2 separate regions of the Homo sapiens genome follow, and region 2 is linked to region 1. Evidence: read pairs that join two places in POLR2A ChIA-PET (ENCODE). Cell type or tissue: CD4-positive, alpha-beta T cell. All regions are shown on one strand. Links, peaks and the distances in the headings refer to the core of each region. The heading gives the core; the rest is flanking DNA.

Region 1 (2,913 bases), core at 153-2,652:
GACTGAGGCACAAGAATGGCCTGAACCTGGCAGGTGGAGGTTGCAGTGAGCCAAGATCATGCCAAGACACCATCTCAAACAAAAAAGAAAACAGATTATTTTTTGGAAAGGCAAGTGGGTTTTCAGGGGAAAAGTAGGAAATTAGAAAGTTTTGTGATAATGTTTGTGTATATAAGTACGAGTGTTCTTTCTGTCTCCTTCAAGGCCATGAAATTTCTCTGGAGAAGGAATTTGAAATATGTTTTACTCATGCTCTCCCCTCCAGGATAGACCTACCCTGAAAAGGAATTTATGGCAACCTTATCTCCAAGGTTGCTGCCTTTAGTCAGATAAGGAAAGCCCCCAAAATCTCTGTTCCTTTCCATATCACTGAATCTCAAATATCTTCAGCTTAAAAGAATCTTAACGCCAAATATTTGGGGGTGGCATATCCTGATTCCTTTCAGGAGAAAGACATAGATTAATCATCACAAACAGTAGTAATGGATGGAGAAGAGAAGAACATTTGCAACCTTACTGTGTCCTTAATGCTTTATTATTCTATTAAAACCTGAAATTTTGTAGGAATTTTTCCCCAGTTTCATAATTACAGCACAGAGAACCAACCAAGGGTTATAGTAGTCACAAGCAAGATGATATGGGATCCCTCAAAACAATTTTACATGCCTTAATTCCTGAGACCAAAGCATTCTCCTCACCTCTCTCTTTACTCATTTGGTTAACTCTGGACTCAGGCCAAATCCTGTCCCTGGAAGAGCCACAAAGTAGGAAGCCTGGGTACAGGCCTGGCAAGCGAGAACAATGTGTCACTGCAGGACTTTGGAGCTCTCAGCTTTGGAGTCAGTTAAGACCAGTTCCTTGCTGGGAAGCCCTAACTCTGGAGGGACAGAGACAGGTAAGGTTAGTTTACTTCCTTGAGCTTTCGTCTTCAGTGCTGCTTACAGCCTTAGGATATCTGGTATTCAGGAAAGGAGGATGAGGTAGCATTCAAAATTGTGTTCTACCTGGGCAAGAACCAGGGATTGACAGCCCGTTCTCTTTCCCCAGTGCTGGCCAGAGTTACAGAAGTTGGACTGTAAACATTGGCAACTATTGACAGAAGTCAAGGTCATGGCAAGACCATTTGGCCCATGTTTGTTGGGGAAGGATAAGCCTGCGTTTCAAAAAGACTGGTCAACTGGATTTGCATTCCCAGAAACCAGGAAATTTCTGAAACTGAGTTTTAAACCTGGCAACTCTTTTACCATCCCTTTGTATTTTTGCAGTTCCTCCCTATACCAGCTTCCTTACAGCTGTTCTGATTTCCTGTCGTAAGATTTTTTCTTTTCATTTTCTCCAGGGAGGGTAAATCAATATAACCTCTTCTCTAGAGAGGAGGTGGTTAGGTTGGTCTTAAGCAGTGTTAGAAGATCTATTTTTTTTCAAACCAGGTGTCTGAGCTGGGTGAATTCCAGCCTGGGGAGAGGACTTTGATCACCAGATGTTTTTTTGGTGTGCGTGCTGTCTTATGGTTGCGTGGCGAGTTTCTGCTTCAGATGGTACGTATGCTTTCCTTCAACTCAGCTTACAGGCATTTGGTGTCCTTTTGCGGTGTTTTGAGGAACTCTGTCTAGGGCTTTAAGGAAGTTTACATTTATAATATCTTTATTCTTCTATTGAAAAATCTCAAATTGGCCTAATGCTCTGCACTCAATAGGAGCTTAGTGTACATTTAATGATAACCCTGATCTCTGAAGTGGGTGGTTACTGTTTTTTTACTTTCCCTTTCTGTTCTGGGAGCAAAAAGAGTACCAATTTCAAAATCCTGGGAGGTCTTACTTGTTATAAACTCCAGGATCGCTATTTGTGTAGGGGACTATTTGTTTAGAAGTGGACAACTTGTGGTTGAATTTGAGTAAAATTCCTGTTATACTTTTGAAAATAAAACTTCGGAATTCCGGCCGGGCGCAGCGGCTCAAGCCTGTAATCCCGGCACTTTGAGAGGCCGAGGTGGGCGGATCACGAGGTCAAGAGATCGAGACCATCCTGGCTAAGACAGTGAAACCCCGTCTCTGCTGAAAATACAAAAAATTAGCTGGGCGTGGTGGCGGGTGCCTGTAGTCCCGGCTACTTGGGAGTAGAATACAGAGTACTTGGGAAGAGCACAGGAATCAGGATCAATAATCCAGCAAAAAGACATGAGAATGGGGAAATCTAATAAGGGTTCTCTGACAGCACATGATATGCCAAGTGAATCTGTTTTCTTTTTTCTTCCAGCAGAGCACTGTCCAGAGCTTCCTCCAGTGGACAATAGCATATTTGTCGCAAAGGAGGTGGAAGGACAGATTCTGGGGACTTACGTTTGTATCAAGGGCTACCACCTGGTAGGAAAGAAGACCCTTTTTTGCAATGCCTCTAAGGAGTGGGATAACACCACTACTGAGTGCCGCTGTAAGTTAGATCTTTCTGTATCTTTGCCCATATTGATATCCTGTTTTACTCCTTCACATCCTACTTCCTATAGGCTGTGGTAAAACTTTATAAGAAAACAAAAATTCTCAATTTCTAGGAGACCTCTTTTAAAGCACTCCAGTGGAGGAGCTTCTCTTGGAAGCTCTATGATCAGATCTTGATCAGTATTAATTCAGTTGAATTAACAGAATCAATTCCCTCTATGGGAAAGAAATAATTTCTTCCAGATATTAGAACTAATTTTTTTTTGCTATAATTTGTTTAACCTTATATTGCTTTAAAAATGTTTATGTTATGGAAAATTTAAAATGTATACAAACGACAGAAGAGTCAAATTCACTCATATAGACTCATCACATAATTTCATCAATTATCCACACATGATAATCTTGTTTCATGTATATCCTCTTTATTATTTTGAAGTAAGTGCATTGTATCATTTTATTTCACCTATCATATAAC
Region 2 (2,913 bases), core at 139-2,638, 320 kb before region 1:
TTGAGACAAACAAAAGTGGATACACAACATACTATAAAACCTGTATCTTAATTTTTCATGATACAAACAGAATTATATTAGGAAAGAAGAATGATGCAGTAATTTACCTGTGAAAATGACTTTAGGAGTGTAGGATAATCATTAAGACCACGGACTGTCTTTTAATAGCTGGATGACCAAAGGTAAATTATATAGCTTCTCTGGGTCTCATTTTCACTACATGAAAAAATGGAGATATTAATAGTGCCTAATAGTTTTACCTGATAATTAATGAGCTAATATATATCAAGTACTTAGCAAAGTAGCCAGCAAATGACTTTAGTCAATGTTCATATTGCCATTAACATAAATATCAGGTATACTGGAACAATTATACACACAAACAGATGATAAATTGGAAGTGCAGAGCCTATGTTTTCTCCCAGGTTAACCTGTGATCAACTCATGATTTAAAAAGCTGGGTTAATATGGTTGTTTAGAAACCCTGACTGTCAAATATGATCTACAGAATGTTAGATTATTAAATCCCAATAAAGCAAATGTAACAGAAAAAAATGACTATCAGCTTCCTCTTGGAGAAAACAGCAATAATGCCATCTTATTGCTACATAATACATACCAAATGGCTTAAAATAAGTGACTAGCTTAATAAACTGTAGTTGCTTAATAAATTGTAGCTATCATTAACATCTTTTCAGCTGTACAGCTTTTTTTCAGGTGAGTTTCTGTTTGTTTCAGATGCCCACTTCGCTCAGATGAAATGCCAGGCTCAAACTAAAGTCAGTATGCATTGCCTGGAAGGCTAATGGCCTAAGCCTTCCAGGCCAGGGGACTTGTGAACCCTGAAAATTTAAGACAGGTCTCAGTTAATTTAGAAAGTTTATTTTGCCAAGGTTGAGGACATGTGCCCGTGACACAGCTTTGTCACACAGCCTCAGGAAGTTCTGATGACATGTGCCCAAGGTGGTTGGGGCACAGTTTGGTTTTATACATTTTAGGGAGACATGAGACATCAATCAATATATGTAAGAAGTACATTGGTTCCATCCAGAAAGATGGGGACAACTCAAAGCAGGGAAGGGGCTTCCAGGTCACAGGTAGGTAAGAGACAAATGGTTGCATTCTTTTGAGTTTCTGATTCTTTTCCAAAGGAGGCTATCAGATATGCATCTATCTCAGTGAACAGAGGGATGACTTTGAATAGAATGGGAGGCAGGTTTGCCCTGAGTAGTTCCCAGCTTGACTTTTCCCTTTAGCTTGGTGATTTTGAGGCCCCAAGATTTTCCTTTCACAGACTCAGGATGTCTTCTTCAGTTCAGGATGGACAGCCTCAGAGTAGAGAGCTTCAGGCCCCCTCTCCTTATCTTCTGCTAACCTCCATTCTTACTCCTACCCTTTCATCTCAGAATTTTCGCTTTGATGTTTCCCACTTCCTTCCTATGGTTACTTTAACCGAAGTGAGTCAGGTCTTACTGAAAAACTGACCACAGCCTGTCCGCTCCCAGCCTTCCCCAGACCAGGGCTGCCCAGGCAGAGCGTGAGGGGGACTAGTGTTTACTCAGCTCATTTTTTTCCTCCTCTCTCCTCTAAGTCACGGGGCTTTGAGTAGGGCTTCCCCAGCCACCGTGCCCCTCCCAGCAGACCGCAGTCAGAAGCCAATCTCACATTTGTCTGGTGGCTCAGAGAGGGGACAGAAAGAGCAGCAGCTTATGTCCTTGGCTATCCTCTCAAGTGGGCTAATTTGCTTATTTTCAACTCTGTTGGGTCCAGCCCTGTTGCCTCTGATCTCAGCTCAAAGAGGATTTGGCGGGAGTTTTTGGTTGTGATAACCAATAACAACCAACTATACGCACTGCGAACATCTCCTAGTGCCAGAAGCCCTGTTAGCTCATTATCTTAATCCTCAGGATAACCCAGGCAATTTGTATTCACCCTAAAAACTTCCCCTGGCCGGGTGTGGTGGCTCACGCCTGTAATCCCAGCAATTTGGGAGACTGAGGCAGGCGGATCACTTGAGGCCAGGAGTTCCTAACCAGCCTGGCCAACATGGTGAAACCCCATCTGTACTAAAAATGCAAAAAATTAGCCGGGCGTGGTGGCACATGCCTGTAGTCCCAGCTACTTGGGAGGCTGAGGCAGGAGAATCACTTGAACCTGGGAGGCGGAGGTTGCAGTGAGCTGAGATCATGCCATTGCACTCCAGCCTGGAGACAGGGCGAGACTCCGTCTCGAAAAGCAACAACAAAAACAAAAACAACCTCCAAAAAACCTTCCCCTGTTTACCTTTCTAATTTTGGTACCTACAGAATCTCCCCGTTAGCCTTGAAAATCAGCATGATCTTTAAGGATTTAGGAGCAAATCTTTAAAGGATTGAGTTGTGGGAAGACCATGATGTCTTTGCTACTGGCTTTTGCAGTGAGAATAGCTTTTTCTCTGATCAGGTTTGGAGCCTTCCCTCTCTCCTGGGGGTAGGGGGTAGCTGGCTTCCTTTCTCTGAAATGCAGAATTCATTCACCCACTCTCTTTTGTCTTGGGAGCTTTGAGAGAACAATTTTAGTCAGACAAGAGTCAACTGACACCAGAACATGATGTGAATAAGATACATTTATTTATTCAAAATTAAAATCTGCTATGAAGACAGACAAACAATGTAACATTCCCAGAGGAATTGAATAAATTCTAGTTAAAACTGAGTTCTATTAGAACCAAATTTATTTTTATTTTTATTTTTTGAGACAGAGTCTTGCTCTGTCACCCAGGCTGGAGTACAGGGGCATGATATCAGCTCACTGCAACTTCCATCTCCTGGGTTCAAGCAATTCTCTTGCCTCAGCCTCCCAAGTAGCTGGGATTACAGGTGCGCGCCACCATGCCCGGCTAATTTTTGTATTTTTAGTAGAGACGGGGTTTCA

What was found. Peaks named below come from ENCODE experiments on the same cell type or tissue, not always from the same donor. Only the 100,000 strongest peaks of a DNase experiment are listed, where the experiment ranks them.
Region 2: POLR2A ChIA-PET joins it to region 1 with 6 read pairs; 1 of 35 experiments calls an interaction of 5 or more read pairs at or near these places.

Annotation. Positions count from the first base shown.
Region 1 is chr1:207,088,052-207,090,964 of GRCh38, forward strand. It overlaps C4BPB (complement component 4 binding protein beta), which reads left to right and starts at 809. Exons shown (of 7, transcript NM_001017365.3): 1 at 809-895; 2 at 1,431-1,538; 3 at 2,257-2,430. The coding sequence starts at 1,481. In CD4-positive, alpha-beta T cell, for the core only: no CTCF peak of the experiment used is centred there; a DNase peak (open chromatin) is centred at 1,490; H3K4me3 peaks cover 673 bases.
Region 2 is chr1:206,765,015-206,767,927 of GRCh38, forward strand. IL10 (interleukin 10) reads right to left here. Exons shown (of 5, transcript NM_000572.3): 5 at 2,588-2,913. Among named protein-coding and RNA genes, the nearest start is that of IL19, 4.3 kb to the right of the region's middle. In CD4-positive, alpha-beta T cell, for the core only: no CTCF peak of the experiment used is centred there; DNase peaks (open chromatin) are centred at 907 and 1,577.